Regions from separate parts of the Homo sapiens genome. Here regions 1 and 3 are each linked to region 2. The links are chromatin loops, found by intact Hi-C in ENCODE. Cell type or tissue: IMR-90. All regions are shown on one strand. Each heading gives the region's core, and the rest is flanking DNA. Links, peaks and the distances in the headings are about the cores only.

Region 1 (10,584 bases), core at 826-8,825, 390 kb before region 2:
GATGACCATACGCTAATCCCCTCACTGGAGTATTTCCCTGTTCATACTCCCTTTCCCAAGGGTCCTGGGAGAAGATGGTCTTCAAACCTTAAGAGTGCAGGCATGTCAAGAAACATCCAACTGCGTTTCTCAGTGTTTTATTTGTGCACAATGAGCTTCATATAGAAAATTAGACATAGCAATGTTAGACAGAAAAACAAAAACAAACTCACCCAGAGAGCTCAAGGCATGGCAGCTTCGGCCAGAGACAGATTTAAGTAAACCTATGCAGCATCAGTATTAATGCTAATAACTGACATACCCAATCATATGGATCTAACAGATGTAAGTAGGGAACTCACCATGATAAAATAGAAACTCTACCTGCTATTTAAGTGTTCATTCATTTACACAAAAATAGACCACACATTAGGCAACAAAGAAAATCTCAATTAATTCCAAAAGGTTAAAAACCATACATGTAAAATTCTCTAATCACAGTGTGATAAGTCTGGAAATGGATAACAAAAACAGAACAAAAACCCACATCATCTAGAAGTGTTTAAATTCTCTCTTAGGTGAACAAGAAGTCAAAGCAAATATTTCAACTAGGTAGGCAGAAAATAGTGATAACGAAAACAGATGATTAAAGCAGCATTGAGAGGAAAACTCATTAACTATAAATAATTGTTAAACAAAAGGTAAAAATAATTCAATCTAAGGAAATTAGAAAGCGCTACACATTAAAACTTAGATAATAACAGAAGGAATTAATGAAGATAATAGCAAAATAATGAATTAGAAACGAGAAATGATAGAATCAATACACATACTGAAGAACTAGTTATTTGAACATAAAAGTTAAACTACCTAATCAAAAAAAGTGAGGAGAAGAAAAAGCACAAATATATAAAATTGGATATTGGGAAAACAACCCCCAAATAACCACAAATAGAGTAAATTAAGAGAATTATAGAATACTATCCAGGTTTGGTGTCACATGCCTATAAGCCCAGCTACTCAGGAGGCTGAGATTGGGAGGACTGCTTGAGCCTGGGTGACAGGAATGAGACCCCGTCTCAAAAAAAAAAAAAAAAAAAAAAGGAATACTTTATTCCACTTCATGAATACAGGCTATTAGGCTGTAATATATGCAATCATCATTTTTATGGGTCAAGTAGAGTCACATATTGACAATTTCATATGGCTCAACCGACTATCTAAAAATTTAGATCAAATGGATGATAAGAATATGGCAAAATATAATTAAAACTTATCTACATGTATCTCCAAAAGTAAGTTAAACATTTGCTATGCTAAACAGTGAAATGTTATGAGTATTTCCATTTAAATCAGAAAGGAACAAAATCATTATGTTCACTAGCTTCACTGGTAAGAATTTCCTGTAAGTGCTAGCCAATCCAATTCATAATAATAGTTAACATTTATTGAATCCTGACACCAGGAATGATTGTAAATTTTTTATACATATTATCTCATTTTATGCCCCCCAATAACCCTATCCCCAGTTTGCTGACAGGGAAACTAAAATGCAGAGTGGTTAAGTAACTTCCCTGGGGTCAGAAAGAGAAAAAGTGGCAGAGTTAGGACCTGAATCTAGACTTACTGCAGGTTCATGATCTTAAATATAACTCTATTGTCTTCTACTATGTTCACAGCGTAAAGAAACAGGTGATGAAAATTGGAAAGGCAGAGACAAAATTGCATAAGATTTTACATTTGAAAAACACAAAATCAATCAAAAGCTATTCTAAGCTATTAGAATAAGAATATTCAGTAAAGTGACAAGTTACATTAATATCTGAAAGTCAATAGATTTTCTATATGCAAAAATTAGATGGATAGTGCATCATTTCTGTGTATCATTTAAATACATATTATATATTCTAAAAACCATCTTTTAAATAAACCTATATATTTACAGTAGCAAGAGAAAGATTTAAATATCTAGAATAAATTTAACTAAAAGTCGGCAGACCTTTACTGAAAAACAAAAAAAGGTATATCTCTGCTGAGATTTATAAAAGAAGACTTAAATAGAAAAACCTACCCTATTCATGGATAAAAAGCTTAAAGATGTCAATTCCATTTAATCTATAAATTTAGTGAGACCAAAAAAATTACTGAAAGCTTTTTAATCTTGTGAAATTGCAATTTTTTCTTTTGTATGATTTCATTGGTGAATCCTTTCAGAACAAAATTAAATAATAATGGTGAGAGTTGTTATCATCGTCTCACTTTTGACTTTCAGTTGAGGCACTTTTCACCATTAGTAATTATGCTTGCGTTTGATGATACCCACACCCATACAGTAATTTTTTAGTTACATTAAATAAACTCAACACTTCCTCGTTCTTATTTTACTGAACACGCTTGGGTCCCCTTCCACACTATGGAAGCTTTGCTCTTTCGCTCTTTGCAATGAATTTTGCTGCTGCTCACTCTTTGGGTCCACACTGCCTTTATGAGCTGTAACACTCACCTTGATGGTCTGCAGCTTCACTCCTGAAGCCAGCGAGACCACGAACCCACCAGGAGGAACGAACAACTCCAGACGCGCCACCTTAAGAGCTGTAACACTCACTGCGAAGGTCTGCAGCTTCACTCCTGAAGCCAGCAAGACCACGAACCCACAAGAAGGAAGAAACTCCGAACATATCCGAACATCAGAAGGAACAAACTCCGGACACCAACGCCTTTAAGAACTGTAACACTCACCGTGAGGGTCCGCGGCTTCATTCTTGAAGTCAGTGAGACCAAGAACCCCCCAATTCCGGACAAATATAAGAGTTAAGAAGAGAAACGCTTTGTTTCCTGTTAAAGATTTTGGGAAACTAACTGGGAAACCTAGCAAAAGCCTCCATAATCACATTAGTTTATTTCCTTTAGAAAAATCAGGTATATTTTTAAAGGATGCATGCATTTCCAGTATATACAATAATCCGTTTACAGTGGCTGATTACGGGGGTGGAGGAGGTAAGTAGTAAAACTGGGATTGGAGGCTGGGCGCAGTGATTCATGCCTGTAATCCCAATACTGTGGGAGGCCAAGGCAGGCGGATCACTTCAGATCAGGCATTCCAGACCAGCCTGGCCAACATGGTGAAACCCATATCTACTAAAAATACAAAAATTGCTGATCATGAGGTCAGGAGATCAAGACCGTCCCAGCTAACACGGTGAAACCCCTTCTCTACTAAACATACAAAAAGTTAGCCGGGCATGGTGGCAGGCGCCTGTAGTCCCAGCTACTTGGGAGGCTGAGACAAGAGAATTGTGTGAACCCACCAGGCGGAGCTTGCAGTGAGCCAAGACCACACCACTGCACTCCAGCCTGGGCAACAGAGAGAGATTCTGTCTCAAAAAATAAATGAAATGAAATAAAATAAAATAAAATACAAAAATTAGCAGGGCATGGGTGCGCATGCCTGTAATCCCAGCTATTCTAGAGGCTGAGTCAGGAGAATCCCTTGAACCTGGGAGGAGGAGGTTGGAGTGAGCCGAGATAGCACCACTGCACTCCAGCCTGGGCAACAGAGCAGGACTACGTCTCTAAATAAATAAATAAAAATGGGATTGGTGACGGTATCAATTTTCTATTGCTGCTATAATAAATTACCACAAATTTATTTGCTTACAGTTCTGGAGGCCAGAGATCCAAAACAAGTGCAAATCATGGTGTTAAATCATGGGCTATGTTCTTTTTGGAGGGTCTAAAGGAAAATTCGTTCTTTGTCGTTTCCTGCTTCTAGATGCCACCAGCAACCCCTGGCTCGTGTTCACCTTCCATCTTCAAAGACGGCAATCGCCTCACTTCTGCTTTTGTCAGCCCATCTTTTATTTAAAAGGACCCTGTGATTACACCTGAGGTTAGTCAGATAATCCAGAATAACCTCCCCATCTCAAAATTCTTAATTTAATCACACCTGCAAAGTCTCTTTTGCCAGATAAGGTAAGATATTCTCTTGTTCCAAGGATTAGGGAGTGGACGTCTTTGGGGCTCAGGGGAGAGTGATTATTCTGCCTACCACAGTGATGAAGGGGAAAAGAATAATATACAGCAAGAAAAGAATGCATTAAGAACCAGAGATAATAGCATGCCTCACCTGAAGTTAAAAATTCCATGTTTCCCCAGAGTGCCGACCAGCAATTCTCAGCATTGGCTGCACCCTGGAGTCACCTGAGAAGCTTTAAAACAGCCCACTATCCAGCCAACTCCCTGGACCAATTAAGTCAGAATCTCTGACTAGGCAGCATCAAGACTTTTTAATGCTTCTCAGGTGATTTCAATATGCAGTCAAGTTTGAAAAGCCCTGGAGTATCCACTTAGTGCTTGCTGAAGGCCTCTGCCTGTGGGTTTTTTTTATTCAAGAGGAAGTGCTCCTAGTTGGTGATGGGGCCTGCAGCTCTCCTGGTTGTCTGACTCCTACTTTGGATGTTTTCAACCCAATACTGCTTCCTCCACTCCATAGGAAAAGTCATTCTACCATTCATTCCCTCCAAGCTCTTCCTTCTCCTTGGTCACACCCATGTCTCCAGGCCATCAGGATCCAGCACACCATCTTACTGAATTCTCACCCCTATCTCATGATGTACACTGCTGCCTAAGACCCTTCTACCACCTTCCCAAACCTGCTTCCAAAGGGTAGTAGCAGTGTTCTGGTTTTCCGGAAAGTCCATTCTCACCTCCTCGACCCTGTCTCCCTTTTGCCCCTCCAGCATCCAGGATACCCAAAACAGGACAGAAGTAAGAAACATACAGATGCCTGCAGACCCCGAGGTAGAAATGAGGACAAGGAATGGAAGACAGAAGACAGGTGCAGAGGGAGCTATAAAAATTGAGCAGTCAGTTACAGACTGAGTGTGTTTGTGTGCATCTGTTAAACTACATGGGTGAAAAGTGGAAATCATTTTCATTATTGAAGAACTCCTAGAAAAGCTAACATTTTGTCCCAACTCTGTAACAAATACTACCAAGTAATTTTCATGAACTACTGATTACTTACCAAATTATTAAGCAGCACAAAGATAATTTTTCTGTCACATGAATGTGTGTGTGTGTGTGTGTGTGTGTATCAATAAACATCAGATTGGCAGGGTACAGTGGCTCACACCTGTAATCCCAGCACTGTGGGACGCCTAGACAGGTGGATCACTTGAGGTCAGGAGTTCAAGACCAGCCTGGCCAACGTGGTGAAACCCTGTCTCTACTAAAAATATAAAAATTAGCTGGGCATGGTGGTGTGTGCCTGTGGTCCCAGCTACTCAGGATGCTGAGGCAGGAGAATCACTGGAACCTGGGAGGTGGAGGTTGCAGTTGACCAAGATTGTGCCACTGCACTCCAGCCTCAGCCACAGAGCAAAAAAAAAAAAAAAAAAAAAAAAAATCAGATTAACTTGTCAGTTTCATTTGAGGTGATGCTTACTGTTGCTTATATTGTTCATATTACATATTCACAATTTGGTACTCAGGCTATAGTCATCTACTAACAACTTACAGAACTAATAGGGAACGTTAATTTAACATATCCATAATAATTTATAATACCAATGTCCAAATGCAGGGTAAGTTATAGGCTTTTAATATCATTCAGAATTTTCAGAGCGTGAGGTTCAGTTTTAAAGTCTGTTGTTTGATTTCCAATATATCCAATTAGTGCCAACTGAGTCCTTTCCTAGTCAGTGATTCTTCACAGAGCTTTTTACAAGATTTTATCCAATAAGGCATGACCTGGTCTAGAAACTAGAGTGATTAATTGAAATATTTTCAGTAAACTGCATGTTGCTATTCATAATGTAATATTCATTCTTCCAGCAGGGGGCTCTCTCACCATTAGAAGTACAGAAGGGGAAAGTTTAGGAAAATTATTTGTTCCTTCATTCATTTACTCGTTCAACAAAATGAGTTCTCACTAATCGCCAGACTTTGTGATATTTTCTAGGAATATAGTAGTGAAGGCTTTGTTCTCATGGAACTTAGAATCTGGTATTTCATTTTTGGCCACCTCCACTATAAATGATCTTTTTTTTTAAGTAAAAGTTGTTGTTCCTAGAACATTCATTTGGGGAGGGGGTGATTTTGGTTGCTGAGAAGGTAAGTGCTTTCGAAAAGGCTTTGAGTACACATTACTTTTGACTCTATTCTCCTTTGTGCTCTGAGAAGTGTACTCCTTCCTACAACTAGAAGAGAAATTGTCTCTGTTCCCTGGATAGCCCCTTCTCAGCTCCAGCCAATGCTGGGTTCCAAAAAGCAGTGACTAATCGAGGGGTAGAAGCTTACTGGACCAACAATTTCAAATTTCTAGACTTAGAATCTATTATTCTAAGAGTGATGAGGGAATTAAAAACAATATGCAAGACGCAGGGACTAAAAACATCATCAAATACAATGGTGGTTCAAGAAGCAATTTAAGAAAAATCAAAATTTTTCGGATCACATGTTTGTTTTCCTTCCAAATGAAAATAACATCATTGTGTCTTATGGGGGAAAAGAAGTCTTAAAACTTAGATCATCCACTTTAATAAACTTTAAAATGTGAATGAAAATGTTGTTTAATAAACCACTAAAACATCGACACCTGGGCACATTCAAGAGGTAAAGCATGATGGCAGCTTCCAGTCTTTCTTCTCTACATTTCAGGTTCGATGCAACTCAAAGGCCAGAGGATGTATGTTATTGATCTAGTGCCCAGCCATTCCATTTTGCAGATTGGACATCTAGAGCCCAGAGGGGATGCAGGACTTGTCCATGTCACACAGTAAGTTCTCAAAACATTTTATATTTTAGGCTCAGTTTTTAAAGATTGTGAAATCATAGCATCTTAGAGTTAAAGTGAATCTTGGGAAGTCAACCAATCCAATCTTCTGCCCAAAGTGAAAGTCACTTCAGTAGCTGAAGGATGAAAGGATGTCATCCAATGCAGTGACAGAGAGCTGACTGCCTTCCACTCCTCAAAGGGACCCATTTCTTTCATAAGAAAATCTCAGCATTATGAAAGTCTTACATCAGGCCCAAAGATAACTTCTCATTGTTTCTAGTTTCGTTGTCTGGATTTATATAAAAAGCTGCACTGTAATTATTTAAGAATAACCATCATAAATGCTGTTCTCTTTTCTAAGTAAAACATCCTCATTTTTTCAGCCATTTTCTAAATGCTATAGTTTCTCTTGACATCCTTAACTACATTTCATCCAGCTCTTAAAATTTGATGCGAAATGTGGTGTTACTACAGATAAATCTGACAAGCATTGAGTGCAGTGGGATGTACAAAGATACAAAGAATGTTCATTCCTCAGAAAACATATTCTACCTAGGGATGAGAAAATAAAGAGTACCCCTGAGCAACTAAAAGACAAACTGTCTCTCATGCCATTTCAACTCATTAAAGACTTTTTCAGTTTAGCCGGTTCTTGAATCTAAACAATAAGTATATATAAAACACACAAACTGAAAAAAAAAAAGACATTTCATCCATATGATAACAATACAAATCAACCCAGAAATTCCAAATGCCACCATCTTCCCACCCCAAGTTCCAGGTACTGGGCTCGGGATTAACTGGGTCCAGATGGATCAATAAATACTTAGAAGTTCAGTGTTCTCTTAAAAATTCGCCCTTGTCATCAAGCATATGTGCTCCGTCTCTAGAGAAATAACAATAAGGGATCTTTGGGTTCAAACGATAGGCCTACCTAGAAATCCACAAGGAGTCAACAATGAATATTGCTTCGATTAATAAACACTATTTGGATGTGTTTATGCAAATCAATGAGTGAAAAATACCCATTGCAATAATTTCCAAACAATGTCCAGTTCCTAAAATTAGTTTTAGCTAGTTAACCATGGTAAAAACTAATCTATTGTCCTCAATCCTGCTGAAACTCTTTATGACACTTCAAGCAGCTCAGTACTCTCTCAAAATAGCCCCAGATTGGAGGCCAGAATGTCAAGATGGGCAGATGCTCAGAGTTTAACATGAGCCTCTAACAACCTATGTGGATCATGCATCCTTTCAGGCAGAAACCAGCCACAGGCTCACCTACTGTCAGTGTATCAGGAGAGAGTTTCACAGGCATACAGGGACCATATTCACTGGGTCAAAATTAGCTAACTTATGGGAACAATGTAATAATATGTTTGAATTAGTACCCTCAGAAAATTTAAAAGTCAGGTTTTAACACGTATGCCAATTTAAACTTGGGCATGTTAAGTTTACTAAGATCCTTAAGGCATAAGTCATTAAAATATTGCATGCATACTCAATTTACTGTCTTTGAAGGCATGGGACATAAAGATGATAGTTCATTGTATACCTAGTGCAATCTACTGAGTGTCTTACATAAACTATTTTATTTTGTGTTTGTAACAAATCTTTTCACATAGGTACTTTACTGATCTGCATTCTTCAGATGAAGAAACTGAGTTTTAGAGAAGTGAATTCACTCACCCAAGGCCACTTAGCTAAGAAGAGATGGCAGAACTGGGATTTGATTCCGGGTCTGCCTCTACAGTTTCTGCTGAACACCACTCTTTACAGAGTGTGCCTCTCACTAAGGAAGAGAGGATCTGGATGATGCTCTGTGTCTTCTACCTGGAAAGAATAAAAACTATCTGGGGTGGAAAGGACTCTTTTCCACTTTTGACAATTCCCTTAAACACCAAACCAAATATAAATACCCACTTTCTTAACATTTATTTTTGAAAATCCTAAAATCTCCTTAAAATCAATATTGAGATCCAAATCCATTAGTTTTCCTGCACAGTGGTGGTTTCATGCAATGAAATTTTACAGAGCTGAAGTCAAAAAACTTCAACCTCACCAGATACTACTGTGCATATGTTATTCTCTGAAACTCTACTCCCTCAACTCTGGGATAAAAATAATATTACCAACTCCCTGAAGCTGTTCTACATATTAAATAAGAATAATATATGTTGTATTAGTCCATTTTTATGCTGCTGATAAAGACATACCCAAGACTGGGTAATTTATAAAGAAAAAGAGGTTTAGTGGACTCACAGTTCCACGAGGGAGGTCTCACAATCATGGCGGCGGGTGGAAGGCATGTCTTACATGGTGGCAGGCAAGAGGGAAATGAGAGAGCATGTGCAGGAAACTCCTCTTTATAAAACCATCAGATCTAGTGAGACCTATTCACTATCAGGAGAACAGCACAAGAAAGACCCCCCCTCATGACTCAATTACCTCCCATGGGGTCCTTCCCACAACACATGGGAATTATGGGAGCCACAATTCAAGATGAGATTTGGGTGAGGACACAGCCAAACCATATCAGATGTGAAAAATATTTTACAAAATTCTCTACAAATATTGTTATTATTATTACCTTTCTATTTCTTTCTTTTTTTTTTTGAGACGGAGTCTTGCTCTGTCGCCCAGGCTGGAGTGCAGTGGCACGATCTCAGCTCACTGCAAGCTCCGCCTCCTGGGTTCACCCGCCATTCTCCTGCTTCAGCCTCCCGAGTAGCTGGGACTACAGGCGCCTGCCACCACGCCTGGCTAATTTTTTTTTATTTTTTTTTATTTTTAGTAGAGACGGGGTTTCATCGTGTTAGCCAGGATGGTCTCGATCTCCTGACCTTGTGATCCACCTGCCTCGGCCTCCCAAAGTGTACCTTTCTATTTATTTCTATAATTTTGTACTTTAGTCATAAAATGTAACAATCTAGAATATTTTCATATTTCTACCTTTATCATGGCTAGGCAATAACAAGGTTTCAATAGAGCAAAAGAATTTCCAAATGTTAATTTTCATAGTTTGCCAAACATACAATAAAAAAATGCTTAAACTATATTGCTCCTGCCATTTTATTTTGCTTGTTTTAACAAGTACAGAGAATATTACATTTAGCTAAGAATGATTTCAGATTAACTTCTCTTACATAAAGCAATCAACTTTTATAATATATATGTGGCAGGTAATAAGCACATAAATGTAATTGCTTTTTAAGAAATATTTGTTTTCAGTGTGGGTTTCAGAGTAAGGTGGAAGACTAAATTATATTATTTTAAATGGCCTCAGTCAGCTAAAACTCTCAGTATCAGTAATAGATTGGGAAATGGAAGCATAGTCATAGAAAAAGGAAAATGAATTTTTAAAAGCATTACACCTCAAACTCGATCATTCTTTCCTATAATGAACACAACAGTCTAGTATTGCAATAAAATTAACAATCACATTTCATAGTATTTCTATATATAGTTACACGTACTCTGTTATTATAACATTTTATTTTATTTTATTTTATTTTATTGTTTTTTGAGATGGAGTCTCACTCTGTCACCCAGGCTGGAGTGCAGTGCTGCAATCTTGGCTCACTGCAACCTCCACCTCCCAGGCTCAAGCAATTCTCCTGCTTCAGCCTCCTTGGTAGCTGGGACTACAGGTGTGCACCACCACATCTGGCTAATTTTTTGCATTTTTAGTAGAGACAGGGTTTTGCCATGTTGGCCAGGCTGGTCTCGAACTCCTGGCTTCAAGTGATTCACCTGCCTTGGCTTCCCAAAGTGCTGGAATTACAGGCGTGAGCCACCATGCCTGGCCAGTTATTATAACATTTAAA
Region 2 (10,584 bases), core at 1,483-9,482:
GGTCCAGAGAAAGATGTGTCTTCCTAAACTCATAGCTTAGTTAGTAAAAACAGTTATTTGAATTCTGAAAAATCTTATCGAGGAAAACCTATGTAATTTGACAAGATAATGCTTGAAACTTCCAAAACATTTTTATTCTTCTCTAAAGCTTCCTTGGGCCATATAGGCTGTTAAGTAAGAAACAGATTTAAAAAGCTACTTTCCCTAAAATTCTCTCTCCTCTACCCAAGCCAAAAATCCACTATGCTGCCCATTGTATAGGGTGAGTACCACTTACCCAAAATGCTTGGTACCAGCAGTGTTGCAGATTTTTTTGGATTTTGAAATATCTGCATTATACATACTTACTGGTTGAGCACCTCTAATCTGAAAATCCAAAATCCAAATTGCTCCAATGGGCATTTCCTTTGAGCATCATATTGGCACTCAGAAAGTTTGAGATTTAGCAGCACTGCAGATTTCAGATTTTCAGATTAGAGAAGCTCAATCTGTATAAAAATAAAACAAGATTTAAGAGTCAAAATGAGGCTGTAAAATCACTTAACCTTTCAGAGTAGGTCTCAGAACATCGTATTAATAAGCTAATATTTATTGTTAATGTTTATATTTAAATTTTTAGACCAAAAAAATGGCTGCCTATTGAGGGGGAACGAAAGCAGAATAAGAAAATAAGAGACAGGCTTTGCACAGACAAGTGATAATAGCATGCCATGAACTAAAGAGTATTTAACTCAACCCACTTTACCTAAGGTGAAAGTAATAACTCTCATGTTTGAAACTTTAGACCGCAATACTAAAATAAATGTTTTTCCCTGGAGGTAAAACAGTTCTGTAGTTAAGCCTTAAAAATCCAAACATTCAAGTTGCTAATAGATCCTTTTAAAACAATTACTAAACTCAAACTAAGTATTATTTACTTCTAGGAAGGTATGCTATCTACCTAACAATGCTGCAGTCATGTAAACAAAAAAGAAAATCAAATCAAATTTTCCACATTCAAATCGAATGTGAAACTAAGAAATCAGCTGAAAAGCTTGAAACTTGAAAACAATTCCATTTGAAGCTTTTGAATTAGCAAGCAGTAAGCAAAATATTGAAATCAGAAAAAATATATATATAATCTGAAATTCTATTCAAATCATCCGGAACAGGAAATCCATAACAAATTATAATTTTACTACAACTCTTTAAAAGATAGTGTAACTGCAAACAAGTATTTCAATTGAACATAATAATAACATTGGGCAAGTACACATTTACTAAATTCTCTCCCACTCCTACCTACTTTTTCCCTAGTAGCAACTTCCATTTATTAGTAAATGACAGGGGCACAGTATGACCAAAAAAACCCACACCAAGATGAAAGAGAATTGCTAAGCGGCAAAATTATGTTTGGAATTTTTTCTTCCCTTAATAATCCTTTACTGGGAGTTTAACCAAATTAATCTATACAGACACTTACCTCTGCGGGTCCGTTTCTGGGCGCATGTCATAGACTTGGCATTGAGCTAGTCTCACAATCACCCCTGATCTTAGCAGCTCTAATGCACCCTGCTGTATCTTTGCCACTCTTGTGAGAAATGCCTGAGGAGTTACAAGAGAAAAATCATCAGTGCTGAAATCATGTCCAAGGGCCTCAGAGAAAAGTGCAACACTTTGATGGCAAATTTCTCATCCTTAGTTATCACTGAAGAGAAATCTGGGCTAGTGACAGGTTACATTATACCGCTTTCTTCCTAGGATTTTCATGAGGACTCAGTGTTCAACATATCTAAAGCGCCCACAGACAGTAGCTTGCATGATTCAAGTATTCGTTTACAGTGTGGGTCCTGTTATTATCATGTGGGCCCATGGAGGGCAAGGAATTTTGTCTGTTTTGCTAACAGCTGTGTCTCTAGTACCTAGTGCCATGCCTGCCGTTTTGCAGGTATTTAATAAATACCTGTTAAATAAATGAAGGAGGAAAAAGGAGTAAATGAAGAATCTAAAATTTCAGTGCTTCTATTATCGTAACATTTGTGATCCTTTTAACTAGGAGGAAAAAGAAATTAAAACAGATTTGCAGGCAAAGAAACAATGAATTATATACTATATTGAAAATGCTGTGTTTAGAATAGAACTAGCATATCTACATGGAAATTTTCAATAGGCAACTACTATAGTCTAAATTGTATTGTGAGAGGACAATTTTGCTCTGTCCTCACGGAGCACTGGCTGTCATATTGCCATCATGAGCAACCTGAGTGAGTGAGGGAAGCAGCAGTCCCATTATCCAGCTATCCCTTTGAGGATCATTTCACTCATCTTTTGCACACTAGGAAGATTCCAAAGTTTAAAACTCCTTAAAAAAGGATTCCAGCTTATGATAGAAATATTCAGAATGTATGCCACATTAATTTTCTTTAATACATCTATAGCCAAGAGAAAACGACTTCTTGATCTAACATCAAATGTCTAGAAAGCCTTACCATTTTAGATTCATAAGTATAAAGTGCTTTTAAAAGGGGAGGCTGTGGGGTGAGTAAGCTCTGCAAAGTACGGTCATCTTCTACCAAGCTGTCTACGAGGACCTTCAAGTAGCCACTGTTAGAAAGATACAAAAGCCACTGCTGCTGTTTATCCACGGAGACAATTCTATCAAGTAGAGCCAGGGCCAGCATCTGAAGGAAGAATAAATTAAAGTCCAAAACATGTAGATGCTACCAAAATCAACAACAGTAACTGAATTTATCTGACATCAGATATGAAATATGAAGAATGTTTTTCATAAAGAGAATGTTACTTGCAACAAAATTTCCTTTTTATTTTTTTTTGAGAAGTTAAAAACTATGGCTCCAGAACCTCAATTTATCAATAAAGGAAAGCTCTCAGGTAAAGATGTATTTCCAAAACAAAACCTAACACGTTAAACTAGTGGCATTAGATGTATTTTAGTAGACTCTAACATTGCTTGTTAGAGAAAAGAAATTTTTTTAACAGCTGTTTTTTCTCACTGTGAAGTTTTATAATGCTCATTACAGAAAACACAGAAAAATAATAACTAGGTTGGGCACAGTGGCTCACCCCTGTATCCCAACACTTAGGGAGGCAGAGGCAGGTGGAGCACTTGTCAGGAATCCGAGACAAGCCTGGCCATTAAAAAAATTAGGCCGGGAGCGGTGGCTCACGCCTGTAATCCCAGCATTTTGGGAGGCCAAGGCGGGTGGATCACGAGGTCAGGAGTTCAAGACCAACCTGGCCAGGATGGTGAAACTCCATCTCTACTACAAATACAAAAAAAATTAGCTGGGCGTGGTGGTGGGCACCTGTAATCTGAGCTACTCGGAAGGCTGAGGCAAAGAATCACTTGAACCTGGGAGGCAGAGGTTGCAGTGAGCCGAGATCGTGCCACTGCACTCCAGCCTGGGTGACAAAGCGAGACTCTGTCTCAAAAAAAATAAAAATAAAAATAAAAATTACCCCAGCATGGTGGTGCATGCCTGTAATCCCAGCTACTCGGGAGGCTGAGGCAGGAGAATTGCTTGAACCTGGGAGGCAGAGGTTGCAGTGAGCCGAGATCATGCCACTGCACTCTAGTCTGGGCAACAGAGCAAGACTCTGTCTCAATAAAAAGAAAAAAGAAAAAAAAAGTAATAACTACACAATCTGATAAATACAGTTCATCCATTTTGGTCTGTCTCCTACCAGTATTTTTTCTATGCATACAAATATTTTAAAATTTTTAAAACATAACTTAAAAGGTGGCCGGGTGTGGTGGCTCATGCCTGTAACCCCAGCACTTTGGGAGGCCGAGGCGGGAGGATCACGAGGTCAGGAGATCGAGACCATCCTGGCTAACATGGTGAAACCCCGTCTCTACTAAAACTACAAAAAATTAGCCAGGCGTAGTGGCGGGCGCCTGTAGTTCCAGCTACTTGGGAGGCTGAGGCAGGAGAATGGCGTGAACTCGGGAGGCGGAGCTTGCAGTGAGCCGAGATTGCGCCACTACACTCTAGCCGGGGCGACAGAGCGAGACTCCATCTCAAAAACAAACAAACAAACAAACAAAGAAACGTAACTAAAAGGTTATGCCAGTTTATTTTTTAAAATCCTATTTCCTATGGTCTTCAAAAACATGATTTAATTGCTACATAATTTTGCTACATAATTTTCCATTAAGAAGAAGTTATCTTCTCACTGCATCATTACCAGTGTGCCACCATACTGTACAAGAAATATAAATACAAATTCTCCACAAAGCAATTAGGCAGACAAAGATCTATTCAGTACAAGGCAATTTATTCAGCATTCTCTTAACCAAAGATCTTTATTAAGCAGCGTTTCTGTTGTTTCTACCAGTCAACCTCAAAATTAGCAAGAAGATAATTCTGAAAGGCAATTCTGAATTAAGATTCTAACAAAATTAAACACAACATATGAATAAATAAAACAGAAGTCTCAAATTATAGCAAATAAGAAAATACAGTATATTATAAAAAATGATTCTTAATATGTACCATACATTATTAAAAGTTGAATCAATTTATTTTATTTTATTTTTTGCAGCAGGGTCTCACTCTGCAGCCCAGGCTGGAGTGAAGTGCCTCGATCACAGCTCACCGCAAGCAACCTCTGCCTCCTGGGCTCATGCAATTTTCCCACCTCAGCCTCCCAAGTAACTGGGACTACAGGTGCATGCCACCATGGCTGGCTAATTTTTTGTATTTTTTGTAGAGACGGGGTTTCACCATGTTGCCCAGGCTAGTCTCAAACTCCTATACTCAAGAAATCCACCCACCTTGGCCTTCGAAAGCACTGAGATTACAGGCATGAGGCACCACACCCAGCCGTGAATCAGTTTATACCTTAATAAGTCAAAATACTTATTCAATTATAATACTAAATAAGAGTTGCTTTACCCTTCCAATCTCATGACCATCACAAGCATCTCGACAGACCACTTCCATGAGGGCGGCGCCATAACTTTCAATAATGGCTATGTTTTCTCGCTGTAATTTGCTAAATACATCTTCAGGGGCTGTCAGCCTTTCCCACATGGTTTTCTTGGCTAAAAGGATTAAAACAGAAAAAAACACTCCAGTAAAAAGCAGTGTAATAACTGAGTAATTATACCTCACATGCTAGGTATGAGCTAAGGAAGAAAAAAAAAAAACGCAACAAAAAAATCCTTCCATCACTGCTTGTACACAAAGGCCCACTGACCGGTGGGTCCAAGCAGGTTAACTCTAATAACACAATGCACCTATTTCATGCATGTTTCATAACACTAAGATAATAATTGTACCTGGAAAAGGATAAATCATTCTGAAAGAGATCAAAATGAATTACAAGACTCCATGAGAACCAACGTCCTGTATTTATCCTGCTCATCAGTCTTTTTTTTTTTCCTTCTTTTTTTTTTTGAGACAGAGCCTGGCTCTGTCTCCAGGCTGGAGTGCAGTGGCATGATCTTGGCTCACTGCAGCCTCCACCTCCCAGGTTCAAGCGATTCTCCTGCCTCAGCCTCCCCAGTAGCTGGGACTACAGGTGCATGCCACCATGCCCAGCTAATTTTTGTATTTTTAGTACAGATGGGGTTTCATCATGTTGGCCAGGATGGTCTTGATCTCCTGACCTCGTGATCTGCCTGCCTTGGCCTCCCAAAGTGCTGGGATTACAGGTGTGAGCCACCGTGCCCAGCCGCTAATCAATCTTTTATCTTTTATTGAGATCTTTTAAAATTGCCAGGCGTGGTGGCTCACACCTGTAATCCTAGCACTTTGGGAGGCCGAGGCGGTGGATCACTTGAGGACAGGAGTTCAAAACCAGCCTGGCCAACATGGTGAAACCCCGTCTCTACTAAAAATACAAAAAATTAGTGGGGCGTGGTGGTGCACACCTATAATCCCAGTTACTGGGGAGGCTGAGGCAGGAGAATCACTTGAACCCAGGAGGTGGAGGTTGCAGTGAGCTGAGATCGCACCGCTGTACTCCAGCTTGGGCTACAGAGTGAAGCTCTGTCTCAAAAAACAAAAGAAAAGAAAAGAAAATTTAGCTAGAAAGGATCAGGTACAATGTAGACAAAAATTTGCCTCCAAAAAAATCAGATATTTTTATTCTTTTTTTTAGTTGAAATACTTATTAAAAATAAAAGCACACCTATTATAAAAATAAAAGCACAACCATTATACAATGATTAGGAACAGTATGATCATACATTTTATGTAAGACCCACAAACATACTCTTATGTGAGACTCTTTAAAAATTTCACAAGTACATTAAATAAAGCAATAACTTGTATTGGAAACTAATCTCATTTTTTCCAACTGCTACATAGCAGCAGTTTTTAAATTGGCATCTTGATGACTTCTTATAAAAAGCCTATTGTAGAGCCCCACCTAGTGGTTAAGTGGTGACTTGGCCAATTCAACTAAATGGAATGTTAAGAAAAACACACACACAAAAGAAAAATGTGGGAGGTGCTGAGTGGAGAAATCCCATTACTATCTCTTTTCTTAAAAGAAGCTCATGTTTGCTTAAAAAACTTCTCTAAACTATTCTGTTATTTTTCCTCATCTTACAAATATTCTCATGCATTATTTATGTGGGTGCTACATGCCTATAAATCTACCATTTGGCTATTACTACCTTATAGGGTACTATGTATGGCATAAAATACAACCACCATAAGGATAATGAGATCAAGTCAACCTTACGTACACAGTGGTTTTTAACAGTGTATACAAAATAACACTCACAAAGGTGAAGAGCCCAAAGAAAATCCATTATCAGAAGGTGCTCTGACAACTTCTTAACAAATGGCAGAATAACTCTGAATAACTTGATTGAACATCAAATGTCTATAAAGTATATAAAGCATTATATACTGATGTGTTGAACACTTAATAACATTTTCATGTCTTAAGATTAGTTTCAATTAAAAATGCTAACTTTTTAGAAAGCAGCATTTAGCAATATTTTAAATGTGCCTAACTTTTGACCAAGAAATTCCACTTCTTGGAATTTATCCAAACAAAACCTCACTAGTACAAAAAGATACATGTATACTATTGATGAGTTTATACTGGAGAAGGTCATTCATTTGAATCTTTTTAAAATAAAAGTACATACTTTTACACATGGAAATTCCACCATTAAGCAGTATCCTTTTTGAGAAATATAGGCATATAAAAAAAGTTGATGTAGCATTTTTGTAATAAAAATTTAGAAACAATTGAAATGCCTGTGAATAAGGAAAATGGCAGATAAGTGTTTCATCCATATCATGGAATAACAAAGACTTTTGTGTTTCTTTTTGAGACAGAGTTTCACTCTTGTTGCCCAGGCTGGAGGGCAGTGGCGCAATCTGGGAAACCTCTGCCTCCTGGGTTCAAGCGATTCTCCTGCTTCAGCCTCCTGAGTAGCTGGGATTACAGATGCCTGCCACCATGGCTGCTAATTTTCTGATTTTTAGTAGAGATGGGGTTTCACCATATTGGCCAAGCTGGTCTCGAACTCCTGACCTCAGGTGATCCACAGGCCTCGGCCTCCCAAAGTGCTAGGATTACAGGCGTGAGCCACCATGCCAGGCCGAGATATTTTAAAAGAATCAACTAGATAAGTACTCTGATGTAGCACAAAGGAAAGAAAGACATTGGACCATTCTATGTAGAGCACACTGTTCAGTCGGACTTGAGGCAAGTGAGGGAGTTACAGAAGTATATAAAGCTAAAGTATTATTTGAAGGTTATCTTAAAAGTAGTACTCATGTACTACTTCATAATTCTTAAAAACTAAACATTCTTCCTCAACTTTTGAGTAAATGCTTTAAAAATGACACTAACACTCATTTTTTACAGTTGTGATTAGTCAAAAGATGGAGAAGTGATTTTTTTTTTCAATTTAAAGTAACCATCTCCCAATCCAGAAAAGATTAGGAATTGATCTCATTCTACCTGCTTCTAAGGTGTCTGGTTCATCAGGTCTCTGGGCAATCTGTAAGTAATAAAGCAGAGAGCCATACAAGTGAGTCCTCACTCGTTGGAATCCACCACCTAGGGAGATTAGGAAGATGTCAAATGAAAATCTTTTCTCAATTAAAGTTAAAACAAATACAAAAGATAGAATTTATAGACAATTTAAATGAAAAAAACCTGTCTTCAAAATGAAGTCTAACAGTTTCTTCAATATGATGTAAAGTGAAGAATCTCCAATAGAAGCAAAACCCACTAATGGGTTCTCTTCAGGAGGAGGTGAGGTGAAGCAACTATCAAGCATAAAAGCGTAATGGGCCTCTGCTGGTCCCAAGACTGATGTTTCCTTCTGTTCAGTGAGGACGGCCTGGCTTAGGTGAGCAGTCAGTGTGAACACTGCCCCGGCGACCACAGGCATTAACTCTTGCGCAGCTTCATCATCCAGTATCTTAAAGGACAAGGGCAAATTAGAGTGAGAATCCTGCTTTCAGCTATAATCATTAACAAATTTCATAGCTTTTTTTTTTTGAAGACAGGGTCTCGCTCTGTCACCGAGGCTGGAGTGCAGTAGCATAATCTCAGCTCACTTCAGCCTTGACCTCCTGGGCTCAGGAGGTCTTCCCACCTCAGCCTCCCGCAACTGTGACTACAGGTGCACACCATCATGCTCGTAGAGATGGAATCTCACTATGTTGCCCAGGTTGGTCTCAAACTCCTGGGCTCCAGTGATCCTCCCACCTTGGCCTCTCAAAGTTCTGGGATTGCAGGCATGAATCACTGCACACAGCCCATTAACAAGTTTTATATACATTTAGCTTGTCAACTATGGTAACAATATAAGAATGGAATACAGAAATTAGTCAAGAAAGAAAGAAAGAAAGAAAGGAATCTAATATATACAGAGAAATTTAAACATGATGCTAGGTAATGGGTGTTCTTAACCAGAAGGGATTCCTATCAGAATTCCCTAGGGAGGTTTTCTTTTTGAAATTCACATAAATGGTCTCACCACTACATTCAGTAGGTCTGGGGTGGGCTCTGTCCATGTGAATTTTTACAAAGCTCCCGAGATAACTCAGACACACACTCTGGTTGAGAGCCACTACTGTACAGAATTAATCCCTTTCTCAAGGAAAGTCTTAACGTTGGTATTGCACAATTCTATTTTACTCCCAATCGAAAATGGAAAACAATTAGGATGCCAAAATATATTTGTTTAAATGATACATTCGTTCAGCAGTATAAAGTATTTTAGGAAGTACGTCACCTTATCATGCACATCTTGTAAAATATCACGAATAATCAGTTGTCGATCCTCTGCCTGAATGAGGTCCTGGGGACAAGCTGTCAGTATAATTTCTACTAGTTGCCTCCACGACTCCAGAGCATGACGTTTTGCATGAAGACACTGCAGCAATTTATTTCTTCCTACCACATACTGAAGTACAGTGCTGATTTCCTAAAGCCACAGGAATTGAATCACAAGGTTAAACAGGCAAATAAGATCAGTTATCTGTCAGTTACTCAGAAAATATTTATTTGGAAACCTACTACATGCATGCCAGGAAGCAGGTATCTTTTCATATTATTTCAGTAGCCAGGGCTATAAAAAATATTAACATATAAGGTGTGTATGTGTGTGTATGTGCATGAAAGGTAGGGGACAGAAGTGGCATAGATAAATATGTATTTTTTGACACCATCTTCTTTCTCCTTGTACCTGTCTACTTATACTTGCTTACTCTAGAGCACTAGAATTATCTAAACTCCAAGTTCAATGGCATGTTTCTCTGACATCTCTTTTATTTCTTTGCCTCTTGCTTTGGCCTGGCCGGCTGTATCTCCATTCATGTGGTTCTTCCCACCTGACCTCTTATCTGTAACTTTCCACTTGTGATGACAAATGACCCTCCTCTCTCACTGATGGGGACCAAGTGAAGTCTAATACGAAATATGGTCAGGTTGCAAATCCTTAACTAGCCTAGCAGAAAAGGTGTTATTTATTTTGGCATACCAGATAGTTCAGTTTATAAAAGTTATAAAATCAAAAGTGAAAGACTCCCTAAATGTTTAATTTTTAGGCAGCTTACTAATTAGCAAACTACATGTCAATATACTATTTTAGTCTTTTCACCAGCAACCTAAGTAGTTAGAAGTTTGAAACGAACACATACTCAATAGAGCTTACCTCCATTAGTAGAGGTCTCTGTCCTATGGCTGCCATACCCTGAAGGGCATTTACTTCAGCTACAAGAACCCTATGAAGAAGCTGGATAATTAGGAAAAGAAAGAAAAATAAGACATTTCAGACACTGGTAGAACAGTAACACCTAGCAATTACCATAAACTGCCCTAAAGGGAAAGGTGTCAGATACCTTTATATATAATCTAACAGGAGCACTGTCCAATTTCCAGACCAAAATATTAAGTATCCCTTTTCAAGAAGTTAGGTGATATATTAAGTTTTATTTCAGGGATATTTTACAAAAATCACAGTCCTTCCTATAAACTACTAAACCAATGTCTCTATCAGAAAGAAAACCTATATGGTTCTATTTGTTTCTGATGACTTAAAGTCTGAGCCACTTGACACTGCAGATATGTACTTTAAAGCAATCCTCACCTTGACAT
Region 3 (10,584 bases), core at 811-8,810, 180 kb before region 2:
GAGGTGATTAGGCCATGAGGGCTCTGCCCTCGTGAGTGGATTAGTGTCTTATAAAAGGGCTGGAGGGGGTAGGCGAGGTGGCTCACACCTGTAATCCCAGCACTTTGGGAGGCAGAAGTGGGTGCATCACCTGAGGTCAGGAGTTCAAGACCAGCCTGACCAACATCATGAAACCCCATCTCTACAAAAATACAAAAAATTGGCCAGGCATGGTGGCAGGCACCAGTAATCCCAACTACTCAGGAGGCTGAGGCAGGAGAATTGCTTGAACCTGGGAGGTGGAGATTGCAGTGAGCCAAGATCGTGCCACTGCACTTCAGCCTGTGCAACAAGAGCGAAATTCCATCTAAAAAAAATTAAAAATTAAATAAAATAAAAGGACTGGAGGGGTTGGCTTAGCCCTTTCTGTCCTTTCCATCTTGTGAGGACATAGCATTTATCTTCTCCAGGGGACAAAGCAACAAGGCACCATCTAGGAAGAGACTGGGCGCTTATCAGACACCACACTTGCCAGCCCCTTGATCCTGGACTTCCCAGACTCTGGAACTATGAGAAATAAATTCCTGGCCTTCATAAATTACCAAGTCTCAGGTGTTTTGTTATAGTAGCACAAACTGCCTAAGATAAGCATTAACACACCAAATCCCACAGAGCAGTCCAGTGGGAACCGCTTTGGAATTCCTACTTTCCCAGTGGGTAAGAGGGATCTCCTAGGCCAGACTGCCTTTGTGATCTCTCACCTGAATGGGTTATGGGCAGGATTGTCCCTTAACTGTTGGACCTGTTGGAATAGGCCAATTCACACACATGCACGCAGGTACACGCACACAGACACACACATGTGCACAAACATTAATTCTCAGGAGCAGTAGCTTCTGCTAGGAAGGAAATATTTTTCTAACTTTCATAATTTTTGAGGTGTCATCTCTATCCATCCGTGAGGTTAGAGAATCATATTATTATACAGAATAGTGTTTACTTCCTTTCCTTATTCTTCTTTAGGCTTGCAGAATGAGAAAAAGACCACATATGCCTTAAGAACCCTTCCCTGAGGTACAAGGGAGGTTTTGTATCGATCATTCTTTGGTTTTTCTTAGAGACAGGGTCTCACTCTGTTGCCCAGGCTGGAGTGCAGTGGCACAATCATGGTTCACTGCAGCCTCCAACTCCTAGACTCAATGAATCCTCTCACCTCAGCTTCCCATATAACTGGGACTACAACCATGTGCCATCAAGCCTGGATAATTTTTTTATTTTTTATGGAGATGGGGTTTCACTATGTTGCCCAGGCTGGTCTTGAACTTGTGGCCTCAAGCATCCCTCTCCCTGAGGCTTCCAAAGCACTGGGATTACAGATGTGAGCCACCATGCCTGACCTCAATTGATTAGTCTATTGATGATTCATGTAAATTCTCCACCAATGGCTTTCGCCCACTGGAGAATGACCCAGTATTATAGGTCATCAAAATGGGCAAACATCAACATCTTCTAGAGTTACTAAGGAGGCTTTATGGACAAGGTGAGGTCTGAGTTGAAACTTGAAGGATACGTAGGCTCTCCACAGGTCTGGTGCAGAGCTGAGGTGGGGGAGGTAGGGAGGGACACAAGAGCAAGGTACCTGCACAGGGAAAAGCACAGAGCCTGTTACGGCCACAGAAAATAGTGGAAGATGGCCTGAATAGCCAAGATGAGCTAGATTATAAGGTTTCTAAAATACCAGAATGAGTTTAGGCTTAGCCCAAAAGGCCATGGGGAACCATTATACACCCTTGAGCAGAGAAGGAAAAGTTTGGAAGTGAATTGGGATTTGGGGCAAATAAATCTGGCAGTAGTGGGCAGGATGGATTGGACTGGAAACAAGTTAAAGAGTTCTTTTCCATTATTAATATGATTGTAGTAATCCAAGTGATGAAGTTCCGATTGTTGGACTGTAGTGCCATGTGGGCAGGTGTTGTGTCACACATGACAAGCCCAAAGTCTACAAGTGTGCCCCACATGCAGAAGGTGTTTACTTCTTCAACTAAATAAATAAAATATAGTTTAGTTACCAGGAGTCAATCATGGAGCCCAAGTGAGGATTACAAACATCCATCCCCATATCCAGATAGATCCCACTCCCACACATACATCTGGCTCAAGCAGCTATGATCTTTTGTGCTCTTTTAATAAAAATGGGTCATCAGACTCTCTGAGCACTTTGCCAATCTACTCCTACTAGCCTACAGAGAGGTGAAGAAAGAACTTAATCACCCCCAGAATCTCAGGGGTAAGAAACCTTCTATGGTCCTCCCATTCTTTTCCACTATAAGTTATCTATTGCCGCAACATTGTTCCATAACAGACAACCACAAAACCTCAGTGGAACACAACAATAAAGATGTATGTTTGCTCATGAGCCTGTGGATTGGCTGGGTTATCCTATTGATCTGAGCAGGCTCACACTCACATGTCTGGCAGGTCAGCTAGGGGTCAGCTGGTCTAAGACTACCTCAAGCTAGAATGACTCAGCTCTGTTCCATATGATCCCTCATCCTCCAGGAGGATAGCCCAGGCTTGTTCTCATAAGGTGGCAGGAGTTGATGACAAAGAGAGAAGCAAACAAGCCCAAATTTGTATCCAGTTTGCTCTTGTCCCATTGACCACAGTAAGTCCCAGAGTCAGAGTAGGCAGGGACCGCAAGGTTACAGGGCAAAAGGCATAGGTATAGAGAGACCATTGGTGTGGGATATGAATGACATCAATTTGTCACAGTGCCTGAAAGAGAAAAGATTGAAATTCCAAGAACAGATCAAAGCCTAGGACTGAGGAAGGAACTCTCCAAGGTAGAATTAGGAAAGTAAGAACAGAATTAGTCTCCAGAGAAGTGAACCTTTGGTTTCAAAAGAAATGGTGAGTCACAGACTGGCCCCATGGCTTATTCTGACCTTTTCTACTCCTGTGAGTGCTGTGATTTTGGGCAATGAATGGCTGAAAGCCCTGGCTTTTTTGCTCTCCACGGCAAGCAATCACAAATACTTTTGTTTTCCCTACCAACGAGATCTTTCCCTTCTGCATTCAAATATGATCTGCTCACCTTAAATAAACTCTCACTTGACTTCTTGGGCCTCTCCAGCTCTAGAAATACTTAAAACGTAAGGAAGAAAAAGAATAGATGGGAAGCAAGAAATCCTGGTGTCGTAACATGATCGTTCCCTTGAAGTTAGCACAGTGAGATTTCAGCTGGGGGCAGGAGGACTTGATCAGGACCAGCCGGGATGAGGTGAGGCAGGATCAACCTACCCATGTCATTGGCAAAGTCTGCAAAGGCTAGACTATGAGGCCATCATGTTTCTTGTTCCTCCTGGCTCTGAAATGTGGACTAATCTAACATGCACAGGATGTCTGCAGCCTCCTCACAACTTAACAAAGAGACAGGAGGGCTAGTTCACAAAACCCCCAAGAGTCCACTTCCCAAGACGGTTCCTACTGAATGGAGGGTGCGGTGCTGAGAGCAGAGTTGGGAGGTTTAGGAAGGGCTCTTCATTTCTCAGCGAGGCAGAGAAACAACCTGGAGTGCAATCACCCGGAGCAAAGGACTTGGGGAACAGCACGATAAATGTCCAGGTGCCAAGAATAGTTGGCAACAAGGACAGCAGGAGCCAAGCACGTGGAAGTGGTCTCCCGGGCACACTGCCAGAGCAGGGCTGCACTCAGAAACAGGACAAAGAGCCTGAGGGACCACAATCAGCGGAAAACCCAGCAGACAATACCAGAGGTGATGGCTGGAGGGACCTCTAGCCAGGCCATAGGGCAAGTGGCCTCTAAGACCATTGTTCCAGTCTGGGTTAGAGGGTGAAAGCTGGCATCTGTGACCAAAATGGGCCAAAGGAAAAGGCTAGGCTTTGAGCTGGGGCACTCAGATATGGTGAACTGCCAGAGAAGATGGGTATTCCAGAGCCAGCAAGTTAGCCAGGGCTGGGAGAAGACAGGGCACCTAAAGTAGATTGGTCAGTGCCTGAATCTGTGCCAAGTTGGAAGAGGGACAGGGACTGTGTCTGTAATTTACAGAACTGGTGATGTATAGCAAACGACCTGTAGGGATGAGGGGCACGGCGGGGCGGGGGTTAGGGGAGAGGCGGCCCGTGAATTCAGATGCAGGGTCCTACAGAGGAATTTGGACACCCAGCTTTGTCTCCCATTGGGAGACTAAGGACTCTTTGGCCACTTATGTGAACACAGAGATCAGTTCTAATTTCCTCTCTGTCTGTGAACAGAAGACTCACCAGCAACGGGGTTTGCAGTTGGCTTAGTCTTTTCTCCTACCCTTCCCCTCCCCAGGAATGGAAATAATTAGTGTTAACTCGTATATTCACAGAAATGCATTTATAAGGCATCAAGCCAATGATTTTGACCTTAATATTGCTCAGCTCACACCAATTGCACCAATGCGATCGATCACAACATGCAAAGAGAGTTCAGGGGTTAGCAAGTGTTCCAATTGTCTTCTCCTAAGAAGAGAGCGCCATCTTGTGTACAAACACTGAGTTCAGGATATGCTGAACCATTTTTTTGAGTTTTAGTTCACCAGAACTGAATCTGTGACCTCGTGTTTACTTTCCAGAGTTTCCTGAAACGTTGCATTATGAGAAACATGAAGATGTCCCTGAGCGTGTTAAGCTGTTGCCAGCCACGATTGTTATACTAAAGATGTACCTGGTCCGCGGAGGACATCTTTCAGCCTAGTTTTTGAAGACCTGTTACTTCTCTTCCTCAATTTTGAGTTTAATAGATGCAGAAAGACTTCCTACCTGAAATTCCACCTTTAAAGCATGTCTATGAAACAAAGGTTTTCTACCAGCTCTTCCATCCAAGTTTGAAACCTCCTGCTGAGCTTTTCTTCCCAATGTGTGGGGCCAGCCACGGTGTTGCTACCCGGGAGGGAGTGGTCTCGATGGGTAGCATTTGCTGATTTCCCTGATGCAAACTCTCGCATGGTGGCTGATTTCAAGGACTAGCGAGACCTCATTGCTGAAGAGCTGGGAAAAGCTGCCCCCGTCAGCTCTCCACAGCCAGTACAAGCTGGCTCCCGCCTACGCAGGAGACCCACGGATTATGCCCATCTTTGGGAAATGGCTCAGTTCATTGCTCAGAGATAAGGAACTGCTCAAAAGAGAGAGAATGCTGATAGGAACAGGCCAGATGTGGGGACGCAAAGACATATAATGTACCAGACAATGCCAGGAGGGTGGATATGAAGCAAAGAAAAGACATCTTCTCAAAATAAATAAATAAAAAGACATCTTCTCTCCCTTTTACAAAGACACAAAATCCCAGAGTCTTGAATGCTGTGTCCCAGAAGGGTCCATTTTCAATGGCACAATAATACATGGAAGAGGCTTAAAACTGTGCCTAACATTTCGTGCTCTATACGTTGTCTTAGTTGTTGTTAAAACTCAACTTTCTGGGATGCCTCAACTGGCCACGTATCTTGATAAATTCATTATTTTCTTCAATTATGCTGTAAGAAGAATACTTGTATCTTCTTCAGCCTCCAACAGACATTCCTTCACCATCTACGGAAAGACCCTGAATATTTTCACTGGAAAAGGGCCAGTAGTGAAATTGGCAAACACTCCTTCAACCAGGACAATGCTTCTGGGGAAATGACATTTATTGAGCACCTACTACATGCCAGGCAACTACAAAAGATCTCATTTCACCCTCACAGCAACTCTGTAAAGGAGGCGCTATTGCTGTCCTTTTATAAATAAGGAAACTGGGGCTCTGAGATGTTAAGGGAGTTGTCTAGGACTATATGGTGAGATAGTAACATAGCTGGGGTGACTCAAATCAGAATCTCTCAGGCTCAAAGCACGTTCCTCTCTCTATGTGTCCACACTGCCCTTGATTGAGAGAAGGCAGAGCTCAAAGGTGGCATTTTCATCAGGTTGTGAATCCACTTTCATGTCATATCACTGTGTGAATGGGACTCCCGCATTTGCACAGTGTACAGCCTGTGAACCCTTACCTTACATGGCTGTGTGCATATTTCTTGCCCCTCTTCTCTGTTACCTATACCCCATGGCCATTTTCTCTTCCCCAGACTACACCCCAATGCAGAAACAAAGGTCCAAAGAAAACACTCACTTCCACTTCAGTGAAACACAAATACTTTTCTCCTCAGAGGGTTGAGGAAGGAGAGAGAAAAGATGGTGGCCACTGAAAACAGGAGTGGAGGATGGTCTGGATTCCAGAAGGATGAGGAGCACCCTAAGCAGAAGAAAGAAGGTTCCTCTGTCAGAGAAGTCCAGCAAGGAGGGTGAGCTGCCCCCACAGAAGCCTCTGCCAAGTTCTCCTGTAGACAACGTCCCGGACACGTGTACGTCCCCCTAACCTTCGGGTCAGGAACCTGGGTAAGGGACCGCGAAGGAAAGCTGAGTCCCTGACTGAGTGATAACTGAGCGGAAATCAGTGGGGACATTTCCCTGTGGGCAGCAACAAGTAGTGATGGGGTTCCATGCTGTCCCTGGCCACAGGGAGATGTGCTGTGGGTAAACTACGTACCATAAAGGCAGTACAAGCGGTCCTGGGGATGAAAAAATACCATCTGAAATAGCTGCCACCAAAATTCCTCTTTGAGAGGAAACTCCTTTGTTGGAAGGGTTACTTGGGAAGTACTAGGGTTAAATAGTGAGCCCTTGAGGGGCATGGGTGTGGTGGGCACAAGGTCTGTGAGGAGAGCATGGCCTGGGCTTCCCGTGGTTGGTATGGAGGCAGGGTGGATGGGTGGGAGGAAAGAGGTGAAAAGAAAGACAGGAAGGTGAAGGGGGGTGTCAGCGAGGTAACGGGAAGCTGCCTAGAGAGGCGGAATGCCCCTCTCTGCAAGGAAACATACTCAACCCCCGGCTGTGACTGGGGTGAATGGGACTTTCTGGCGACTTCAGAAGCAGCTGTGGTCACATCTGGGTGGCTGTGATGTGGGACAGAGACTACCTGCAAAGACTTGGGGTCCTGGAGGCTGCAGTGACCCTGACTACATCAGCCCCTCTCTATCCCCAGAGTGGGAAGAAACTGTAGGTTCAAGCCAAGTTTAGCTATTTACTGTGACCTTGGTAGGTCCCTGCTGATAGCTGGCTTATGTAAAATTCAGACAATGAGCAGAGAAAACATAAATTCCAGCACAGGCGAATTTGGAAAATGCTGTATAGAGCAAATCGTGTTGACTTAGCATTTGTGCTTAGCCGAGAAGGTGCTGCCCTGCACGTGCTCAGAGCCCCTCTCCCATTTCACCAACTAGACAAGCCACTCCGCCATCCTGCAGAGAAGCTAAGAGAGGGAAGGGCAGGTTGCTCTCCCATGCTTCTGAACATGTGGAAGAGGCAAGGGAGAAACATGGGGTGAGGAAGAGAGAAAGACTTTCCCTATCCGAAGAGCAAACCAGTCTGTGTATGTTTGCCTCCAGTCAAACAGCTTCTAAATACTGAAGAGTGCCAGAGGACTATTTATTTTGCCACTTACAAGCGATCAGAAAAAAACCTTTTATTTACATTGTGGAGGCTCAAGGACCCTGAACTTATTCTTAGGCTATTAAAATAATTTTACTATTTTGGCAACGTCTAAATGCAAGTAATTTAAGACACCCCTCTGCCTAAGGCTAACAAAATCATTGTGGTATAACTATTAGTTTGGTGCTAAAAGTAATTGTGGTTTTTGCCATTAAAAGTATTTGTAGAACAAACCAATTACTCTTGCACCAACTTAATAGCATTGGATCCACTAACCTGGAAACACCACACCAGAGAGGTGCCTGACTGCAAGGAGAGCACATGGTTGGCACATGCCAAATGTTTGTGGAAGAAGCTGGGGAGTCCCCAGCAGCTGAGATGGATGGTGATCATCAACTTCCGAAGTGTTAAAGAAAACTGAAGGGTTCTGGCCAGGCGTGGTGGTTCACACCTGTAATCCCAGCACTTTGGGAGGCTGAGGTAGGCGGATCACCTGAGGTCAGGAGTTCTAGACCAGCCTGGACAACATGGCAAAACTCCATCTCTACTAAAAATACAAAAATTAGCCGGGTGTGGTGGTGCATGCCTGTGGTCCCAGCTGCTCGGGAGGCTGAGGCCAAAGACTCATTTGAACCCAGTAGGTGGAGCTTGCAGTGAGTTTAGATTACACCACTGCACTCCAGTCTGGGCAACAGAGTGAGATTCTGCCAAAGAAAGAAAGAAAGAAAGAAAGAAAGAAAGAAAGAAAGAAAGAAAGAAAGAAAGAAAGAAAGAAAGAAAGAAAGAAAGAAAGAAAGAAAGGAAGGAAGGAAGGAAGGAAGGAAGGAAGGAAGGAAGGAAGGAAGGAAGGAAGGAAGAAAACTGCAGGGTTTTGAAGGCAGGTGGCACTGTCCTGTAGGAGACTGAGGGTGGAACTTGTCCTTGAAAGCTCCCCTAACCTACTGAAAGTGGAATGAAGGGCTTGGATCCAAGCCTTTCAGAGGCAGCCAAGATCTTCCCAGTCCCCACGATGGGTTTCTTTGGTATGCTTGTTTGCTTTTCTTTGATTCTGATGTTCAAAGGAAATAGGGTGTGTTGATGTTTTAGGTGAACAGTGTGCTTTCTGGGTGACCTAATTTATCTAGCAGTGGAATGAAAAGGAAGAGAATGGGCAGAAAGAATCAAAGCCCATGGCCTACCTCAATAGAAAACGTGTGAGTTTTTCATATAATGTTATATGAACATGAATCTGCCATTCTGCTGTGCTGTGTCTTCCATCTGTTACTTTCTAAACTGTGGACAAGAAAAATACAACTGGCGTGAAGAATGAATGTTGCACAGGGTAGGGATGAGGGGTTGGTACATAGGAAGAGAATATGCTTGACACAGAAAAGAACTAACCATATACCTTATCTCATTTAATCCTCACAACAACCAGAAGGGCAACTAGTACATAAACAAATAAAAGCAAAACAAAGCAAAACAGGCCCAGAGAGAAAAGTCCCATCACTGGGAAGACCTAAGATTTGGGTCCAGGCCCGTCCAATGCCAGAGTCCTTTCTCTTTCTAATGCCTCGTGAAGGCAGTGATGACTCTGAAAATTACAAAACAGTCCTCCCTTGTTCAGGAGTTCCTGGTGTATCTACTTCAGACCAAATGCACTTATTCCTGGGAATTATTCAAGGTCTCGTCTTTTTTAGAATAGGTACAATATGGATGAGATCTTTTTAGCTAGCCTGCTTAGAGCAATCTAACTCTTAGGTCATACTCTTTCCAATATAGTAATAGACAAGGTGTTTAAGGGGATTTTGATCTTAAGAAGGTTAAATTTCCACATCTAAGTAGCTGTGGTATGTTGGAACAAGGGGGTTGTTTTGCCTTCTAAAACAGTCCAAAGCTGAGAAAGCAGATTACTGAGGCCCTGCAAGTTGACACATGCCTCTGAGTCCAGAAGTTGGAAAAAAGCAAGCAAAGAAGTGAGCCAGAGAGAAGAGTGTTAGACTGCCCCTTATTTTCACTTCATCTGACTTGGATTAGTCTTTAATTGAAGTCTCTGCTGAGATTCTGTCTGCGCCAGTCTGAAACAGCCTGTACACTAGTCAGCCATTCAACTGTTCTCTTTATAAATGCCATTTTCCCCTGTATTTGCTGAATTTTCATTCTTCATTCAAATGTTTGGGTGTCTGCATGTTTAATGAACACAGATGCCAGGGTTCTCTCAGAGCCAAATATTTGGATTACAAAACATTGAGGATATCCACATAGTTGGCTTCTCATTCACATATGTGACATTGTGTACAGACAGTTAAGTTTTAATAATAAAGTCTAAGAATGGATAGGGCTGGCTGTTCGTAGGGGAAAATAGTGCTGCACCTAAATCAGTGTGTATTTTTAGAGCTAGTGAACATTTTTATGAGGCTGAAGTTTTACTTGGTCTCAGGTCTGCCATCACAGAGGGCCAAAGTAGGCCCGGCCATGTGGCCAGGGTGAGACCACAGCTTCTGGGGCCAAGTTGAACTCAAATTTTACCTGACGCAGCCAAGAACAGGAAGACCCAAGGCAAGTAAAACTATGTTCTAAGGAGTTTTTTGGACCAGGCTAGAGAATCCAAATTCTACTGTCGGAAACAAAGCCAAAGGGGGTAAGGAATCAAGTGTAATCAAAGATCAAAAGAATGAGGAAAGAGACCCAAGATCATTTCTATGAATGGAGCTGAAGTGATGAGCCTTGATGTGACCAGAGTCAGGCCAGGTGTTGGTCTGAGGGTGTGGATTTGGAAAGGATCAATTTGCAGGGCATGGATTTTCTGGGCCTGTTCAGGGGACTTACCTGGCACTGTGATTTGAATATCTTGTCCCCTCCAAAAGTCGTGTTGAAATTTAATCATCAATGTGGCGGTCTTGAGAGGCAGGGCCTTTAAGAGGTGATTGGGTCATGAGGGCTCTGTCCTCATTAATTAATTGATCCATTAAAGGATTAATGGATTGATTAATGGCCTAACATGGGAGAGGAACCAGTGGCTCTATAAGAAGAGGGAGGGAGACCTGAGCTAGCACACTCAGACCCCTCCCCATGTGATGTCCTGTGCCACCTCAGGACTCTTCAGAGTCCCCACCAGAAA

Evidence for each region. Peaks named below come from ENCODE experiments on the same cell type or tissue, not always from the same donor. Only the 100,000 strongest peaks of a DNase experiment are listed, where the experiment ranks them.
Region 1: a loop joins it to region 2, with 9 times the contacts of the local background. A loop is called at or near these places in 11 of 110 quality-filtered maps.
Region 3: it touches region 2 in a loop (15-fold over the local background); 7 of 110 quality-filtered maps call a loop at or near these places.

The regions. Positions count from the first base shown.
Region 1 is chr7:136,004,906-136,015,489 of GRCh38, reverse strand. It overlaps a transcript of LOC105375523 not described here. Among named protein-coding and RNA genes, the nearest start is that of MTPN, 33 kb to the right of the region's middle. In IMR-90, for the core only: a CTCF peak has its summit at 5,817 (motif pointing right); no DNase peak of the experiment used is centred there.
Region 2 is chr7:135,617,240-135,627,823 of GRCh38, reverse strand. NUP205 (nucleoporin 205) reads right to left here. Exons shown (of 43, transcript NM_015135.3): 26 at 10,577-10,584; 27 at 10,142-10,222; 28 at 9,221-9,412; 29 at 8,134-8,401; 30 at 7,936-8,034; 31 at 4,899-5,047; 32 at 2,469-2,660; 33 at 1,463-1,584. Among named protein-coding and RNA genes, the nearest start is that of STMP1, 40 kb to the left of the region's middle. RefSeq lists a silencer at 9,749-10,043. In IMR-90, for the core only: a CTCF peak has its summit at 6,382 (motif pointing left); a DNase peak (open chromatin) is centred at 6,393; H3K27ac peaks cover 426 bases.
Region 3 is chr7:135,795,182-135,805,765 of GRCh38, reverse strand. No RefSeq gene overlaps it. Among named protein-coding and RNA genes, the nearest start is that of FAM180A, 52 kb to the right of the region's middle. RefSeq lists a silencer at 6,472-6,692. In IMR-90, for the core only: CTCF peaks have their summits at 4,507 (motif pointing left) and 8,387; a DNase peak (open chromatin) is centred at 4,505.